Regions from separate parts of the Homo sapiens genome. Here region 2 is linked to region 1. A link is a loop called in an ENCODE intact Hi-C map of the cell type or tissue named here. Cell type or tissue: psoas muscle. All regions are shown on one strand. Links, peaks and the distances in the headings refer to the core of each region. The heading gives the core; the rest is flanking DNA.

Evidence for each region. A loop is a pair of places that touch in the nucleus more often than their neighbours do. Peaks named below come from ENCODE experiments on the same cell type or tissue, not always from the same donor. Only the 100,000 strongest peaks of a DNase experiment are listed, where the experiment ranks them.
Region 2: it touches region 1 in a loop (2.3-fold over the local background); 4 of 110 quality-filtered maps call a loop at or near these places.

The regions. Positions count from the first base shown.
Region 1 is chr3:73,726,058-73,735,861 of GRCh38, reverse strand. No RefSeq gene overlaps it. Among named protein-coding and RNA genes, the nearest start is that of LINC02005, 78 kb to the left of the region's middle. In psoas muscle, for the core only: no CTCF peak of the experiment used is centred there; a DNase peak (open chromatin) is centred at 5,721; H3K4me3 peaks cover 861 bases; H3K27ac peaks cover 5,345 bases.
Region 2 is chr3:73,498,449-73,508,252 of GRCh38, reverse strand. All of the region lies in intron 3 of PDZRN3 (PDZ domain containing ring finger 3), which reads left to right. Among named protein-coding and RNA genes, the nearest start is that of PDZRN3-AS1, 120 kb to the left of the region's middle. RefSeq lists enhancers at 5,517-5,586, 8,679-8,758. In psoas muscle, for the core only: a CTCF peak has its summit at 5,369 (motif pointing right); a DNase peak (open chromatin) is centred at 5,382; H3K4me3 peaks cover 1,909 bases; H3K27ac peaks cover 4,189 bases.

The DNA.
Region 1 (9,804 bases), core at 1,106-9,105:
CCTAATGGAAACATTGCCTCACACCTTCCTTTGCCAAGCCCTCCAGCTTACCTTAAGCCCCACTTCTGGGATGTCTTGCACGAAATCAGTCCCTATCTCCTACAAACAAATCAGTCAGGCTGTCCTCTTTGAGCCGTTTGGTTGCTAAGCACAGGTGATGCCGAAGCTTCTGATTCATGGACCTCACTCTGGGCGGCATAGATCTAAAGTGCCATTTTCCCATATTGACCCGTCACAAGAATTATCTGAGGTACCTGTGAGAAATGACCATTTTCAGGAAACCCCCCATCCTGCTGAATCAAAATCTCTAGAAGAGAGGCCAGGAAAGCCACACATATGTCAGGCACATGAAATGACTCAGGTCATCAGCCAGGTAGGAATCCCTGGTCTAAATTACCCCAAAAATCAAAGCCTGACACTCTCTGATACTATGGATACACGGGAACAACTACCAACTTTAAAAATCCAAGTTGTGCCCTCTTTCAATGTGTTGTTTTAACTGATCTATGCTTAACGATTTATGGGATCTCATTATACAACTAACTGTATGTATGCTAGGCAGTCTTAACAACATGAGCCCCCTCTGTCTCAAAGACCCAGGTATAAAACTTTGCTGAGAAATGAATTAAGATGAACAGATACTATACATATGCATGCTTGGTGTTGATATCTGTGTATGGCTAGGGTTTTATTTGTCCAAGCGTGTCAGTTGCTCAGTGGTTAAAACTGGAGGGGAAGAAGGAAAAGAACAAGATGAAAGGTTATAAGACTTGAAAACCAGTAAATTTGGGGAATGTTTGGCTTTTTGCAAAATATTTTTTAATCACAGATTGTCAGTCCTCTTTCAGATGTGCCAGGTTCTTGTTTAATTACTGCATGTAAATGTCCATATTATAATTAGCAACTGATAGATATACACATAAATACATATGAACAAGCACATACACGTATAATTTTTACATTTGCAAAGAGTGTTCTCTGGACAATCAGAAAGTGTATTTGCATAAATTGTGTTTAAGACTTCCCTATTCAGCTCTGCACACCCTTCCCACGTCCACTACCCCTATTCTTATGAAAAAGAATTGTTGAGATCAATAAAATTATCTGTCTTATATTGATTAAATTATACAAATACTACTATTATTAAACTGTATTCTTCAGCTTTCTGAGACAAGGGAAAAAATACTTTCTGGTATGTAAGTTCAAAGAAATAGACCCCTTACCAGACATGAGCAGTTGTCTTGGGAATGCAGATTTATGAAAATTGATAGCCTGTCTTTGTCTGGCAAAACAAAGTGCCTTTCTTTCCCGTTTTGTTCTCTGCCTGTGTAACAGAGACAATTCTTTTTTTTTTTCTTTTTTAGGAAGGGAGGGGGATGTGACTTCTTAAATTAAACATACCTCTCAAGTCCTCTGCAAGGAAACACCTCTAGGGTCTCTGCACTCCTTTGAGCCCCAGAAAAAAAGATGTTGACTTCAAGTTCAAGCTGAAATAAAGACTGAAAGCAAATAAGTTGGGGTAGAAGGAGACAGATGTTCAGATCATGTGTTTAAATTGATGATAAGTAAACAGGTTATTATAAACAAAGCCAAACAGCTGGACATGGTTACAGAGTGCTTTTTTAAAAAGTAAAATAAATAAAATTAAAATTTTCTTTTAAAAAATGAGAATGTAGAAAAATGTAAAAAGACGATAATTTTGTTCTATTTTGGTATCAGGGAGACAGTATCAAGGTTTTTATATTTTTCATTTCCATAAATTATGTTTATATGCATGTTACACTTACCTAGGCTTACTTGGCATATGCTAAAAATAATACGGACTTTTCATGTCCTGGGACACATCACGTGTTCCTCCAATTACCCTGTTTTCAGTTTCAGGGCCGCTCAAAAGGTAAACAGGCAGCTGACATAACACTACAAATTTAAAACGTCACTTGAACCATACCCATTTAATAAGGAGACAAAGGGACCACGGTGGCTTTTTTTTCCGCCCTAAAAATCTGGAAAGCAACTGCATTTTCTATCACACTTTTGGGGATTTGAACAGTATCCAGACATCTGTAAGATGTGTATTTTTAATCACTTCTGACTTTCACTTCCAAGTCTTGTGTATGAAAAACTTGAAACTGCCATGTGGCCTACAAGCCTGTGAAGGTCTCCCCACCCCATCCCCAAATATGTGGGGTTCCAAAATCATTTGTTCCCAATTTCCCCAGTTTGGGTTAGAGTATGTCCATAGGGCTCGCTGACTCTTGGTAAACTGGAAACCTGATTTGATTTGGCAATGTTTCTGCTAGCTGCACCTTCCCAGGGGGTCTTGCCTTCACTCTCTTTCTGACCTGAGTTAACTATATATTTTTTTCATTTGCCTGGAATAGTGGAACAATTTTACTACTAACTAATCACAACACTTATTAAGCATTTATGAGTTATAAGGCATTGTACTAGCATTGAAGTGAGAGGGGCCCTGTAAACAACACAGTATCTGCTATTACTGAGTTTGGCATCCAGTTAACAAAGAACATACAAGCAGGTGAAATGATCAATGACGATCAAAGATGTAAATAACAATCTGAAAAAGAACCAATAGCAAAAGGTATATTTGTAACTATTGCCAAGGATGAAATATAAGAATAATTAGAGTTCAAAATGGCAGAGAGAGTATTATAGTGGAAATACAAACTAACTAAGGGGCTACTATGATTGACCAAGTATACTGATTTGGCTGTGACAACATCAGTTTATACTTGTTGTCCTGGTATCATATTTATTCTTTTCATTCTTTTTTTTTTTCTTTTTTCTTTTTTTTTTTGAGATGGAGTCTCTCTCCGTCACCCAGGCTGGAGTGCAATGGCATGATCTCGGCTCACTACAGCCTCTGCCTCCCAAGTTCAAGCAATTGTCCTGCCTCAGCCTCCTTAGTAGCTGGGACTACAGGCACCCGCCACCACACCTGGCTAATTTTTATGTTTTAAGTAGAGACAGGGTTTCGCCATGTTGGCTAGGCTGGTCTTGAATTCCTGACCTCAGGTGATCTACCCATCTCAGCCTCCCACAGTGCTGGGATTACAGGCATGAGCCACTGCACCCAGCCTCTTTTCATTCTCATAAGTGTTGCAGTTAGTATAAGAAATTATGTGCTCACCCTATTTATGGAAGAGTGAATTTAGACACAAGGAAGGAAAGTGAGAAAGATATTCCAAAATGACATAAATGAAGATTACAAAAAGAGAAAGGGGAAAATAAGGCACGTACAAAGATTCAGTGAGTAAACCAATGTGTTTAGCAACAACACAGATAAATATATGTAGTGTATTTGAAGCTTATCACATCTAATCCACTACCTATGTACAGGAAATGATTTTTAAATTATTAAAATTACACCAATCTAATATATGGTGAAATAAACAGAAAATACAGATGATGAAAAGATTTGTAATTGCCCATAATTTCTCATACCCAGTATTCATTATTGTTAATATGTTCACTGCATGTTATTTAAGAGTTTTCTTTGCAGATGTAACCAAACAATGGCATCATCATATTGTCCATATGATTTTAAATATGCTCTATTCACTCACTACACTATGAATATCTCTCCATATCAATAAATAGATGTATGACAATTGTTTCATGTAATAGCATTATATAGTGAACTGTGATATGTTAAACAAGTTCCTAGGTTTGATATTTGGAAAAACTCATGGAGAATTTTTTGCTATTATGAACAGCATTGCAATGTATATTCTTGCACAAAATCTGTGTTCAGTTGTCCAATTACTTTCACTTAATACATGATGAGAAGGGTAATTTCTAAATAGATTATTTTTTAGAATTTTTAACTTGCAGCAGAGAAGTTGAGTCACCCAGGCCATTGACCTATTGTCATTTTGTTTCCACATGACCACAAAGAATAATCTTAAGATCCTTGACTTTTCTCCACTGCTGTTATAGCTATCTTAGTTTTCCCGAGGCACTGTGATAGCCTCTTAATTTATTTTACTTCTTCCACTCTAACTCTGTCCCAAATATTCTCCACACTGCAAGAAGATGAGTTATTTTAAAATGTCACCCAGATTATGTCATTCACCTGCTTGAAACCCTTCAGTGTGTTCCAGTGAAACTCAAATAAAACCCAAGCTGTTCACAATAGCAAAGACATGGAATCAACCCAAATACACATCAGTGATAGACTGGATAAAGAAAATGTGGTACATGTACACAATGGAATACTATACAGCAATAAAAAGGAATAAGATTAGCCAGGCACGGTGGTTCATGCCTGTAATCCCAGCACTTTGGGAGGCCGAGGCAGGTGGATCATGAGGTCAGGAGATAGACACCATCCTGGCTAACACGGTGAAACCCCGTCTCTACTAAAAATACAAAAAATTAGCCGGGAGTGGTGGCACACACCTGTAGTCCCAGCTACTCGGGTGGTTCAGGCGGGAGAATCACTTGAACCTGGGAGGCGGAGCTTGCAGTGAGCCGAGACTACGCCACTGCACTCCAGCCTGGGCGACAGAGCAAGACTCAGTCTCAAAAACAAAAAAAAAATAATATGATCATGTCCTTTACAGGGACATGGATGGAGCTGAAAGTCATTATTCTCAGCAAACTAATGGAGGAACAGAAAACCAAACACCACACCTTCTCGCTTATAAGTGGGATCTGAACAATGAGAACACATGGACACAGGGAGGGGAAAAACACACACTGGAGCCTATTGGGGGCAGGGGGTGGGCGGGGGAGAGACAGCATCAGAATAAATAGCTAACGCATGCGGGGCTTAATATCTAAGGTGATAGGTTGACAGGTGCAGCAAACCACCATGGCACACATTTACCTATGTAACAAAACCGCACGTCTGGCAACACATGTATCCCGGAACTTAAAACAAAACAACAACAACAAAAAAAAAAACAAAAAAAAACAAGCTCAAGCTCCCTCACATGATCTGACCTGTGCCCTCCTGGCCTTCCCAATCTCCTCCCCGCTCCCCGCCATCTACCACACCCCAGTACCAGGGCCACCTTTCAGTTCCTAGAAGGAGTAAAGCTGCTGGCTGCTTCTGGGTCTTCACCTACCACTTCCTGCAACACTCTTCTCCTTTATGACTTTGCTCAAATCGTAATTATATCAATCTATTTCTAGCTAGTTTATTTTTCAGCTCCTCTAGTGGATTCTACGTTCTGTGGTGGCACTAATGAAATTGGATTTTTTCACTATCGATTTGGCAGTAATCCTAATACAGTGATTGGCACATAATAGGTGCTCAGGAACTATTAGAGAGGTAGAGGGATGGGTGAAGTTTGTGGCCATGGACCCAAAAAACCACCCCCACATAAGCCTGGGTCTTTTACTCTTTTAGCACGGTATTCTTAAAACCTTAGCTAACCACAGCAGGAATAGAAGCACTGTTGGTGTCAGATAACAAAATGCCAAAATGGGAAGTACCTGGAGATAGACTAATATTATCTGTAAACTCCCTAGAGACTGGCACCTTGGATAGCCCTTTAGTCCATGTGAGGGCTTGGCTGACCCAAGACCAGGACGGAGGCAAGCAGTCCAGCATTATCCATCTGACTTTCCAAAGGAAAGCAGAAGTCACCCCAAGGGTAGGATGAGTGACACAACACAGCCGGCACCAGGATGACCAACAGGATTAGCTGGGTCAAGGCATCAGCCAGCCAGAGCAGCCGCGACAGGCCCAGCAGATGCCGAGGAGTGATCGGCTGTCACCTCTGCTCATCTCCATCTGTTTGTTTGGCTGACCCCAGCGCTGGCCCCAGCTTTCTTTCTGGACTCATAGGCAGCTGGGACCCAGGGAAAATGAGTATCACGCGAGAGTGTTTGGCAACTGTGTGTCTGATGTGCACTCATAAGTCATGGGAATGACCAGGGCGAGGTGTCAACTAACAATTTCTGCATGCTTCCCCTCACTCCTGAGCCCACTCTCCACAAGCAGAGAAAGGGGAGATGGCGATGGCAGAAATCTTCGCACAGGTAATTCAGAGGATAAACAAACCTCAGGGAGCTGGTCAGAAGTCTGACTGGGGCTAATCCTTTGCATTACCTTGCATTCACCAGACTGAGAGAGATAATCTTGAGCCCAAGCCCTCTGGATTCTAAATGCCTGCTTAAGACTGACACTGTGTAGGTAAACGTTTTAGGTCAGAATATTAGCTCAGTCATTTCCTGGCTGTGTGGCCTCAGGCAGATTTCCTAACTTCTCTGAGCCTCAATTTTCTCTTCTGGAAAATTATGCTCAAAACATATCCTAAGGCAAAAGACAAATGAGAGAATGTTACTTGGGGTCTTAGCACAGGCCTATAACATATTAAGTTGTCAATTAATAGTTGTCAATGACAGCTATTGTTATTATTAAAATGTATATAGACAGAAGTATGCATATACACATGTGTTTTGCTCAAAGAGCCTCATACTCTTTGGGGAAAGAAAGAATCATAGCATTTCACTTAGAGCTTTTATCCTATCCTACAAAAATCTCACCAATTTGAGGGCTCAAAATACCAACTGGCAAGTACTGTTCACACAGTGTTTCTATACAGAAGTTTATTGAAAAAAAGGTGTCAGAATACTCAATGAGCAACACGTATATGGTTGCTCATTGAATACGAGATACCACATTCAAGATACCAAGATAGTATTCTGCCAAGTTATGGAACAACTTGGAATCTTAATAATTTAGTTATCGAAAGCGTACAGAAAATAAACAAGAAAGTCCCTGTGTTGCCGGGCGCGGTGGCTCACGCCTGTAATCCCAGCACTTTGGGAGGCCGAGGCAGGTGGATCACGAGGTCAGGAGATCGAGACCATCCTGGCTAACATGATGAAACCCCGTCTCTACTAAAAATTCAAAAAAAATTAGCAGGGCGTGGTGGCGGGCGCCCGTAGTCCCAGCTACTGGGGAGGCTGAGGCAGGAGAATGGCGTGAACCCGCGAGGTGGAGCTTGCAGTGAGCCGAGATTGCGCCACTGCACCCCAGTCTGGGCGACAGAGCAAGACTCTGTCTCAAAAAAAAAAAGTCCCTGTGTTAAATGATTTCAGTCTTATGGGGGAAATAAGTAATAAGGGAATTAAAAACAGAGTGATACGTGCTTTGATTGGAGTAATCATAAGGTACTGTGGGAGTACAGGGGAGGGATGCCTTAGCTACCCTTAGAGGATGTGTGTGTGTATTTGTGTGCATGCACCCATGCAGTTTTGCACCCTTTTGAGTGTAGGAAACACTACCTGACTATAGGTGACAGGTAAACTCTAAATATAAGATAAACATTGGAGGGAGAATATGAGGAATGAGATAAAAGGGTAACTGCAGGGGGAGTAAAATATAGTAATGACAGTAGGCTACAACCTATCAGCTGTGTGACCCTGAGAAAGTCAATCAACCTCTCTGAGCTCAGTTTCTTCACCTGTAAAATAGGAATGTCAGCCCCTCACAACACTGCTATGAGGATTAAATGACACAAAAATAGCTCAGTGCCTGCATATTGAAAGTGTTTGACAAATAATAGCTGCTTTTATTGTCATTGATATAAATTATCTTAGGTTTCTCACAGTCCTTAGAAAGGAATCAGAGAATCCCCCAAGATATTTTGAAGCTTTGGAACCATTCTGTGATATTTGTCTTGTTTCTACATTTCATCTGGTCTGAGAAGTTCTCTCTGATCTTCTTCGGTGGAATGCTTAAGTATCTTCAATCTCATCTGGAGTGCTAACTCTGACGTGTTGCTAATGACTGCCTCAAGTGAAAAAGGGCACTGTGATCCACTGGCAATGTCAGTTATGGGGAAGGGTGAGGAGAGCAGTGCTACAGAGTTCCTGGTATTTGCTATCCAGGAAGCACTAGTACCATTTCTGTCACCAAGATGGCCTATTGTTCTTTCTAAGGACACCTCTGGCCTTGGCAGGTGACATCTAGCTCCCTAGTCCTCCCTAACACTAGTATATGCCCTGTATTCCTTCTCAAAGCTCCCCCATTCCCAGAAAGAAAAAGGCAAAACAGCCATATGCTACCAAACACATTTCTTCTTTCCAGGATGTCTTTGATTCTCTTTCATGAATCTGAGTCATCTCTCCACACCCACCAGCAGTCCCAGCTGAAATTACTGTTTTCCACAGCACTTCAAATTTTTATATCCTCAGGGCCTGCTTTCTATCTGGATCAGAATGCCTTTGGGGGAGGGGGAAGGCACCCAGGCTTCTCTCCTACAGGGATTTCTTCTTGAAATGTATTTTCTCCTCCACATCAAAGTCCATTGAAAACACAGAAACTTCAACCCATCAGGGGTTATATACACATATAAATACATTCATCACTTCCGCTAACCCTGGTCAGTATCAAGAGTAACTCCTCTGCGAGGGCACAAGAAGTACATTTCATAAGGCAGCCGACATGATCACTGGCCCAACACCATTTTCCTCTGCATTGCAAAACCCTGCATGATGTTCACACTGCAATCAGTGTGCTCTCAGGGCCTGCAAGCCCCATTCCTAGCCATCACTCAATTGAGGCCACTTCAGGGAAATCTTACTGAGTAGCAACAAAATCTGTGCACAGCGTGATGCAAGCCACATCTTCTGCAGCAAAGGAAATTCCATTGTCGCGGGAATGTCAGCCATTCCCAGAAGAGCCAGCTTCTCTGGCTCTCTAAGCAGTCAGAAAGCTGAGCTGACAAACGGATCTGAGTAAGCTCACTGCAGCACGACAAGCTGGCAGCACTGTCTTTCCCAACTCTTGCCTCAGTCATGAAAAAGACAAGAATCATTACATCTAAAGCAAAATTCTCAAAGCCTGGATCAAAATCATGAAGAGGAGAGGGGAATAAAGGATGAGGAGGAAGCATTTGTTTAAAATGCAGATTCCCAGGCACCCACAGGACCTACTAAGACTGTCATCCCTTAGAGCAGTATCCAGGAATCTGATTTAAACCCAAACATGCAGAGGTAGGCTTGGACACATATGCTGAGATTCTCACGCACAGTGAGGTTCGAAGCTGCAAAGAAAAGTTTAACTCGTCAGCCATAGTACTGCCTTCTTCTTCACAGACCAGTAGAGAAATGTGCTACTTGATTACTTAGCAGAGGAAACTTTCATAGCACCAACTTCCCAGAGGCAGGAAACGTTTTCAGCTCTTATTTTTCCCATGACACCTCGTTTGTTGTGAAGCCTTTGTTGCCCACATGCAAACTCTGCAGCATCTTCAATATGAAGCCTAAGTTTTCTCCATCTTTTTCAAATTTGTAAACGGATAAGCCCCATAGCCACATCTGCTGATAAAAGGCAACAGGCAAGACAATTTTAATTCATATCTATAACAGTCCTTCTTTAAACTTACGAGGATATCAAACTATTTTTTCCTTCACTTACATTATCTTCCCACCTGCCTTTGTTTTACTTCTGGATCTTTTTGGTTGCAAATAACATAATCTACTGAAATGAGTTGAAGCTACAAAAGAAAGAAGATTATAAAGTAACAAGGTAGGAAATACAGTTAGGCTTCCCCAGGAGCTAAATCTGGATCTTTGCAAACACTAGGAATTATAGTAGACCCTGTTTACTGTCTGTGCAGCATTCTCCTCTTCCTCCTCCCTCACAGAGCCCCAGTTTCCCTCCAGCATCCATCCCTCCCCTGGAGGCTCAATGGTCTCTGAGGAAGCTGCACCCATCCCAGCTCCCAGTGTTGAACCTGAGGGATCCAAGCCATTGATTCCTGTTCTAGCAATTGTATTATCCAGAAATGAAGCTCAAAGCTAGTATAATCTATATATTTTATA
Region 2 (9,804 bases), core at 1,311-9,310, 230 kb after region 1:
GGCAACACTATGGGAGGGGTTGTATGGTGGTGGCTGCTGCTCAGCAAGGGTGTCCAGCATGTGCCGGGGAAGAGAGGTTTTTTGAAGTACATTTCTAGTCGATAGCCAAGCCTATTGTGAAGAGTGGGAACAGGGCTGGTAATAGCTGCATCTCTTTTTTTTTTGAGACCGTCTCAGTCACCCAGGCTGGAGTGCAATGGCACAATCTCGGCTCATTGCAACCTTCACCTCCTGAGTTCAAGCCATTCTCATGTGCCTCAGCCTCCCAAGTAGCTGGGTTTACAGGCACGTGCCACCATGCCTGGCTAATTTTTGTATTTTTAGTAGAAACGGGGTTTTACCATGTTGGCCAGGCTGGTCTGGAACTCCTGGCCTCAAATGATCGCCCACCTCGTCCTCCCAAAGTGCTGGGATTACAGGCGTGAGCCACTGCGCCCGGCCAGCTGCATCTCAGAATTTTTGTTAGCGAGTCTGACTTACAATTGCCAATACCTGAGAGTTCCTTTAGTATGCAGTTTTAGATCTCCACTAAGGCTTCATTTAAATACATCTTTTCTTTGCCAAGTGTTCAGCTGCCAGTAGTGATTTCTCATATGGCTGATTCTAATTAGACCTGACATTGTCAAACTCCATAACTTCTCCAAGTTACAGAAGTGATACAGTTTCATTTCTAAAAGCACTGGAAAGCTCAGAGTGAGAAGTAACCTGTCATCTCACAATACAGAAAAATACCTATGCCTTACGTGTGCTTCATGAGGGGGTGGTAGAAAATGAGAATGAAATGGCCGGGCACGGTGGCTCACGCCTGTAATCCCAGCACTTTGGGAGGCCAAGGCGGGCGGATCACCTGAGGTCAGGAGTTGAGACCAGCCTGGCCAACATGGTGAAACCCCATCTCTACTAAAAATACAAAAATTATCCAGGCATATGGTGGCAGGTGCCTGTAATCCCAGCTACTCGGGAGGCTGAGGGAGGAGAATCACTTGAACTCGGGAAGCAGAGGTTGCTGTGAACTGAGATCTCACCATTGCACTCCAGCTTGGGGGACAAGAGCGAGACTTCGTCTCAAAAAAAAAAATGAGAATGAAATCTATGCTTATATGTGTGCATAAATGTTTTTAAAAAGAGATCATTTTCTGAGTGTATTGTTGCCTACTTTTACTTTGCAGTGTTCCACAAACAATATTTTGTCATTAGGTAGTTTTTCAGCCTCAGGGCTTTTAATGGCTATGTAGTATTCAACCTATGCCTGTGCTGGCTGTGATGCAATTTACCTCACCTATTACTATGGTTATTTTTACCATTAAAAACAATGCTGGGTTGAAGTTTTTTTTGTTTTTTTGTTTTTTTTTTTTTTGAGACATGGTCACCTGGGCTGCTGGAGTACAGTGGCACAGTCATAGCTGATTGCATCCTCAACCTGGGCTCAAGCCATCCTCCTGCGTCAACCTCCCTAAGTACTGGGGTTACAGGCATGAGCCACCGTGCCTGAAGATAATTATATGTAAATCCTTCCATTAACTTATGTTTTCCTTAAGAAAAATTTCTAGAATTGGAATATTTGTGTCATCATTTTAGATATCTCTCCAGAAAAGTTGTGACTATTGCTTTCCCACAGATCATATTCGAGTAAGTCTTTTCCCTGCCCCTTCCATAATACAGGGTTATTTTCAACTTTGGCCATGTTGTTGAGTAAAAAGTGGCACTAGATTATTTGAGTAGCTGATTGTTATCTAGTTGGATTGAATTTTATTTTCTTTTTCATTAGCCAATTGTATTTCTTCTTTGGTGCAGTTGCTTATGTTCCCTGTTACTGGGCTGGGCTGTTTATCTTTTTTCTTATTGATGTAGAAAAGCTTTATTTGTATTAAAGATGTCAACCTTTTCATCTTTGTTGTACACATTTATTCCCTGAATATGGTTTGCCTTTTCCTGAGACTGGGAGATGCCAATCATTAATTATATGATCAGAAAACTGTTATCCTGCCCAGGCCCGACTTCAGAAACGGACGTTGCAAGATCAACCTGACCAGCCCTGGGGCCTGTGCTCTCTCAGCCCTGAGGTACCACCTGCACCCTGTTATTCTGCTTATGTTGATATTCAGACTTGAAATTGTTCTGAGGATATCTTGTGTATTTTATCTCAGTGCAGAGATAATGAGTTTCACATGGATGGAGGGGATCACAGTGGACACCATTTCCTTTATTTTTTTTCTACCTGCTCTCTACCTGCCCGTACCTGAGTTCCATGGTTTGTGGCTGTGTTGATTCATGGGAGTCTTAGGGGGGATACTTGTCATATTTAAATGAGTTCACTTGACCATCCAAAAGATGGTTGAGTGCCTCCTCTGTGCTTATTACAGAGGGATTGGTTGGAAAGTCGGTTGGGGGTCTCTAATCCAGCGCAATTTTATTTTTTGCCTCAAATTTTTAAATAGAGCTTATTTTTCCTCACACTGACTTTATGTGCTGTTTTTTTTTAAAAAAACAAGAGGACATATCAAATCACCTATAAACTGATGCAGTTTGAATATGTGTGCTCTTCTGATACCCAGTAAGTTTCTGATGATGAAAATAAATGACCTTTAATAAACAAGTTACTTAGTAATATGTATATTAAACAAATAGTAATTCGTATTGTAAGGTTCCAAGCTTCGAAGGCTTGACAAATTCAATAGAATATCATCCACAAGGTAGACAATTTGAAAAATCCTGATTTTCTGATAGGTCTACTGGTTTGTTAAATAAAATGTTTTTTTTAATTTGAATAACCAATTGATGTTTTGCAATTTTTGTTTGGGAGAGGTATTTTTGCATTATTATTTCTACCCAGTGTATTTGTAGTCTGATTCTGCTAAAACAATAACAAAAATCTTGATGGAGTAAAGATAGTTGGGTGAATTAAATTCTATGACTTTTAATTCTGTGCCTTGAATCCTGAAGCAAAGTCTATCTTTAAGGACTGGGGTTTTCTCAAAGGGCTCAATCAGAGGGTAATTTCATATCAGAAGTGCTCCCAAATGATTATTCGTGGGTAACCAGTTACATAAAATGTCATCGTGTATAAAAGTATAGTTTAGTTCTTAATTAAAAAGCAAAATCTTTGCCTTCAGCTTCGTAATCTCATACTCTCAAATTCCAAGCCACCTCCCATGGGTGTCACACTATCTTAGACTAGGAACGGGATTTGGCTATAAATAAAAAACTAGATAGAATATCATTTCCAAAGAGCCAAGGGCACTTGCTGGAGTTGCTACAGAGACTATCCTTTTCCTATCACAAGCACATTCATATGAAAACATTGTTGTTTTGCTTTTTCCATACTTACTTGGAGAGAATTTCCCAGGAAGCCTTTTTGTGTATTTCCCCACAGGTCAATCAATTATGTTGTTAATTAATATAATGAAAAATTAGATCATATACATGCACTTAAATGATACTAACGCAGTTATCTTTATATATACAAGCTAGTGACTTATGTGGGTATAAGACCTCCTTAATAAAAAGTGGTATACTTTGGAGATGGGAAAGTGGCTTGTGGTTGCAGGGAGGTGTTAAGTCACAGCATTATTTCACTTCTTGAAAATGAAGCCCTCAGAAAATGGAGTCATTACAAAATATGTCAGATCTGTAATCACCAACCAAATGATTTGTCAGAAGCAGCCCAGGTTAATAATGGCTGTCCAAGAAAGAGTGTTCAGATGCATGTCAGGGCCGAATTGAGTCCACTGGTGTGGCTGAGATGAGGAGTCCAGAAAAATAACATTCTCTGTTTGGAACCAGGAAGGTTGTCATGGAGATGAAAATCTTCCTGGTCCCATAAAAACCCTGCTTGTCATCTGACTTGAGCCCCGTATTTGCACAGGTGGTTCTCCTGAGAAGGGCTGAGTAAAAACAAATCTATTCTTCCTGAATGGCGCCTTTATGTGTCCAAGAGAATATGTTTCCTTTCTTCAGTCCCTCAATTAATGACCCATTATCAGCTAATTAAATCATGTAAATTTTATGTGAGTTCATTTGTTACACCACATGCTAACTAAGTCTATTCCTGTGTGTTTAACCATATAACTGTTTTAATTGTGAGAATGAGGTACATCAGGTGGGCATCTGGAGAGAATAATAAAGTACTCAAGAAAAGCAGACACACATACACAGCAGTGTAATATTAATTTCTGTTTATAAAGAAGGCAGAAATATGAATAAGTGAATGTCTAGCACATGCCCTGTGACTTCGGGATACTGTGTTCAACTCTATTCTCTACAGAAAAGGAGTCACATGGCTGGGTTTCTGTTTCGCTGAGTTACGTTTCAGATGCAGAAGTCGACTGCATGATACAAAAACACATCTGTTTAGGCTCTCCCCCTCCCCACTCTTGCTTTCTTTCCTATGTGTCAGAGAGCAGAACTTGATCTTTGTATACATTTTGTATAAAAGCCTTAATTCTAGGTTTAATTTCAGTTTGTGATACCTTTCTGCCCCAAAAAAGTTCAAAGCTTTTACCAAGTTTCTCAAGGCACGTTCATGGTTGCACTGAGAGAGTTGAGTTCAGACACAATAAATGCTGTGTTACATTTTTGGAAACGTACTTGTATTGTCATTTAAGACCTTGCAAAGTACATAGGGAAAAGCATTAGATGATGTCCTCTATAGTCAAAAACTACCAAACAAAGCAAAAGAAGAATTTTTTATTGTTCATTGGATAAGGCCAAGTAGACAGCAATGGGAATAATACTTTCATTAAAGCTTTACGGATAAAGAAATGATTTAAAGTGAAGAAATCATACTTTTTTTGAAGCCTGGTATTTAAAGAATGAAATCATACTTCCTTGAGGTTTAAAAATATTCATGTGTAATGCTAGACTTTGGTTATGCATTCCCAGATGTTTAACGCACTCATCATTTGTAAATGGAACTTACGTCAGATTTATGACCTCAGAATCTTCAAGTAAATAAAGGACCACTTATACATTTGCTTGTAAAGGTAGCACCTAATAGAGAAAATTTGAGGGAACCATTAAAACAAGTATAGGTTTAGCTTATAAAGGAAACACTAGTATCTAAAACTAGTTTAATTTCTTTTAAATGGACTGGGTTACCAAAGTACTTCATGACATTTTATGTTAGTAAAATGTTAAAATTTTTAAGTTAAAATCAAGAAAGCATTGAGATAAAATTGTTTTATTCAAAACAACAAAACTACTATCCATGATAGTATAATATTCTCTGACCAACAGTATTCATATACACAGCCCCAGAAGTGCAAAACCACAACTGTGTTTTCACACCTGTCTCTTGCAAATTCTTACTTAACAGATCAAAATGACCATCTTGTAGAAAGTATTTTGTGTAAGACACTGTCACCTGTGAGCCAGCAGGTGGTGCTCTGGTACCACGTCTTGATCATTCGTTTCAACTGAGAGAGGAGGGCTGCAGTCTCAATGATACCAGGCTCTAGGATTTTCTGTAAGATGCCACACAGCTGATCTTTAGAAATACCTGGCCTCTGGGGGATTTGCTTTCCATCTGACCATTTAACATCCTTGACCGAGCTGCCTTCTCTATAGCTGTACTGTTGAAATTTGTCATTTCTTACAGCTGCCTGGTTTCATGAGCTGCCAGTCTCAGAACATAGCATACCATAAAATAGGAATTCTGACCACGCAGCCTTATGGGTAAGGCAAGGGAGGGAGTTGAAGGGAAACCGCTATAGTAAAAGAAAACTCAGAAAGATAAATGTTAAATAGAATCAATGGATATTGGAGAAGATAATTTTAGTTGTTGGTGGCCTTAACTTATGGAGAACTCAGTATCTTTTCTCAGCTCCACCTAACAGTTCCCATCTTTTAGGAAAGCAATTATTTAGATGCCAGAGAACACCATTATGGAAATGGAATCTTTTTAAAATAAAAACCTATCATTTTGACTGCAACCAAGTTATAGTTTTGACTGAATGCATAATTATTACCCCAAACAAAAGGTTTTATACCTGATTCCATGCCATGATTCTTCATTGTGACCCTTTACTTGATTCTCCATCATGAGCAACCAAATCAAGATGCACATGTGTAAGTAGTGCCTTATTTTTTTCTCACTTAGCCCACTGTTGTTTCTCTTTGCTTAATAGCACAGCTCTAAGAAAACGGTTGCATTTGGTCTACAAGCTAGCAGCAATTCAAGGAGCTTCATTTTCTAATGACTTGTTTTATTTTATTTTATTTCATTTCATTTATTTATTTTGATACTGAATCTGGTTCTGTCACCCAGGCTGGAGTGCAGTGATGCGATCTCAGCTCACTGCATCTCCGCCTCCCAGGTTCAAGCGATTCTCCTGCCTCAGCCTCCTGAGTAGCTGGGATTACAGGTGTGTACCAACATACCCGGCTAATTTTTTGTATTTTTAGCAGAGATGGGGTTTCACCATGTTGGCCAGGCTGTTCTTGAACTCCTGACCTCAAGTGATCTGCCCGCCTCAGCCTCTGAAAGTGCTGGGATTACAGGTATGAGCCACCACACCTGGCCTTCTAATGACTTGTTTTAGAATGTGGATGTCAATGTCACCCACCTTATTCTCACCAAATATGGAGCTAGAGAGCCAAGTTTAACGAGGTTTTCCTTTGACACCCTGAGAGCCTCGCGTTGCATCCACTTCTTTCCAACATTATTATTTATGCTTTTTACATAGTAGGCACACAGCAGGTATTTGTTGAATGAGCCATTGCTAGATTAGAAGTGGGAAAGACTGACAGTCGAATCGTTAGGAGTCGTCTGCAGTCGTCAAGGTGAGTGATGACAGTGGCCTGTATAGGGAAAGGGGGAAGCTGGAGATGGGATGGATGTGCCCTGTTGGAGAGACAGATTCCACAGAATCTATGAGCAAACTCCAGGAACATGTTAAAAGTAGATGAGATCCTGAATGGAGGGCATCACCTCCAAAGCCCGTGTCCCAGTTGACAGTGGAAAGGACTCAGAGAGATGCCTCTAGCTCAGGTGAGGAGTGGATGTGATTTTAAGCCAAGGTGGAAAACAAGTGGGGAAACTGGTTCTGCTGTTAAGAGCCCAACAGCTGTGGCTATGTGTTTGGATTTTGCGACTCGAATCAGGTTCATTAATTATGGCCAAATGTTAGCAAGAGTTTATAATGATAAGCTGTGCAAAGAGTTTCAAAAATTACAAGTATTTCTGAATTGCTTACACGGACATTGGTAGGGAAAGAGAAGAGAAGATGGAAAACAAGGAATATACGACACCATGCTTGCCCTTGAGAATTTTAGAGTCTGTCATGGGAGACCAGACTTGCACGTAGGAGGCAAAACACCAAGTAAGAAAAAAAAAGAAATGATATAGCTCAACATGAGCAGAAGAGTTGGTGGATAGATTCACATAGGCAGCAGTGGATCAGTTAGGCTGTGTGAAGAAATGAAAGCCTTAAGATTGAAGGCTTTGGAGAGAAAAAGAGGTTTCTTTAGAAGGCATTGGTGTGGTGGACAGAGGTAGAAATGACCTGGAATAAATTTTTAGGTGGTTTAAAGGGGTGACCCAGCTTGGGAGGAGGCGAGAACTGGCAGGTGGGCTAGGCTAGGTTAGTAAGATGCCAACATAAAAAGATGAGGAGCTTTACCCTTAATCCACTCTAGAACAAGAAGGCATTGTTGGGAGGAAAAGAGCATGTTAAGGCTGTGTTTTAAGAGGATTATTCTGGCAACAACACTTATATAGAGTGGAGCCATGGTGATTAGCATTCAGCAGTCCTGGCAACTCAGCTCAGAAATATTCAGGGCCCAAAGTGAAATGTGGCAGAGCTCATGTGGAAATGGGGTTGGAGAGGGGAGTATCAGAAAGCATTTTAAAAGGCCAAGTTCAATCTTAGTGACAGATTAAAAAAATAATAATAAATAATAAGGACAGCCAGGCACAGTGGCTCATGCCTATAATCCCAGCACTTTAGGAGGCTGAGGTTGGAGAATTGCTTGAGCCCAGGAGTTCCATACCAGCCTGGGCAATATAGTGAGACCCAGTCTGTACAAAAAATTTAAAAATTAGCCAGCTGTGGTGGCATATGCCTGTAGTCCCAGCTACTTGGGAGGCGGAGGATCACTTGAACCCATGAGATCAAGGCTGCGGTTAGCCATGATCACGCCATTGCATTCTATCCAGGGTGACATAGTGTGACCCTGTCTAGAAGGTGGGGGAAAAAAAGCAAGGGCTTTCTTTGTAACCCCCATTCCTGTGGTGATGGGGTTTTCCAAATAATGAAAGAAATCCTCAACACTAAATAGCAATAACAACCACAACAATAATATTAGCTAATATCCACCAGGCTTTCTGTGTGGCCAGCTGTGGTCTAGGCTCTGTATGTTGACTCATTTCATCATCACAATAATGTAGAGGTAGGTACTTTCATTATCATCATTTACTATAGGCAAGGAAGTTATGTCATGGAGAGATTATGTAACTTGCCAAGAAAATACGACTAGGAGGTGGGAAACCCAGGTATGAGCCAGGGAAGCTTCCCCAGATCCCCTTACTGCTTTTTGTAATCTAACAGAAGACCCAACCACCACCACCACCTCAGGCTTTGGGCATTTTAGAGGATGTCATTTAGATGCCACAATATTAAAATTTCATCGATTTCTTATCTAGCGATTGACTAGAATAGTTTCAGAATTAGGATCATTCCAGAAAATCCAGAACTTGTGGTTGTTAATATCTAGAGCATCCACCCTGGAGCCTTACACGAATAGTAGCAGATGCCTCAGATATGTTTTAGGTGGTGAGTTGGTGTAAGGACTCGAGACAGAGATGACTGTGAGTCAGGTCTGAGAGCCTGGGAGGGGAGCGGCTCATGGCTCAGCCTACATGTGTGAAAACCACAGCGTGTGGCCATGTGAGTTACCAGCGTCACCTGGGGCCAGCCTGGGCCTCGTAGGTTTATAATTTGGTCATGGATGCTCCCTAATCACACTATACGGATTACAAATGAAAACTCCATGAGATCAGGACTCGCCGGTCTTCACTGATGTTTGTAACCAGTGCCCAGAGCAATGCCTGGCACCTGGCATTTGCTGAAGGGGACAAGGAAAGAGGCATGCTGTTGGCAGGTGGTAAGGGATCCAGGACACTCAGCAGAGTGATTACGGAGCATAAGAACCAGCCGTGTGGTTGTTTATCCCTTTCGTGCGGTGTCACCGGCCACTGGGAATCTCCTGGTTAAACCTCGTCTCTCAGGCAGGAACAGAGCCTGGTTTCTGCCTATGCTGGGACCCTGCTACCCCAGCTTGTATCTCAGAAGACAAGCAGCAAGCCTGACCAGCGACCCGCACAGCCAGCATCTGGGTCTATGCTGTGTGTATTGTAAAAAGTTAACATACGGGCCAGGCACGATGACTCACACCTGTAATCCCAGGACTTTGGGAGGCTGAGGCAGGTGGATCACGAAGTCAGGAGTTCGAGAACCAGCCTAACCAACATGTGAAACCCCGTCTCTACTAAATATACAAAAATTAGCCAGGCGCGGTGGCGTGTGCCTGTAATCTCAGCTACTCAGGAGGCTGGGGCAGGAGAATCGCTTGAACCCAGGAGGCGTAGGTTGCAGTGAGCCGAGATTGTGTCATTGCACTCCAGCCTGGGCAACAGAGCTAGACTCCATCTCAAAAAAAAAAAAAAGTTATGAATCACTGTGGGCTTGGAGCATCTCCCCCTTTCTCCTGCTAGCACAAAAAGGTAGCGTTAGGTTATAGGGAATAGCAATTAATTCATTGTTTTTGATGTTGCAGTTAGGGAAAAAGTACTCGACCATTTTTCAA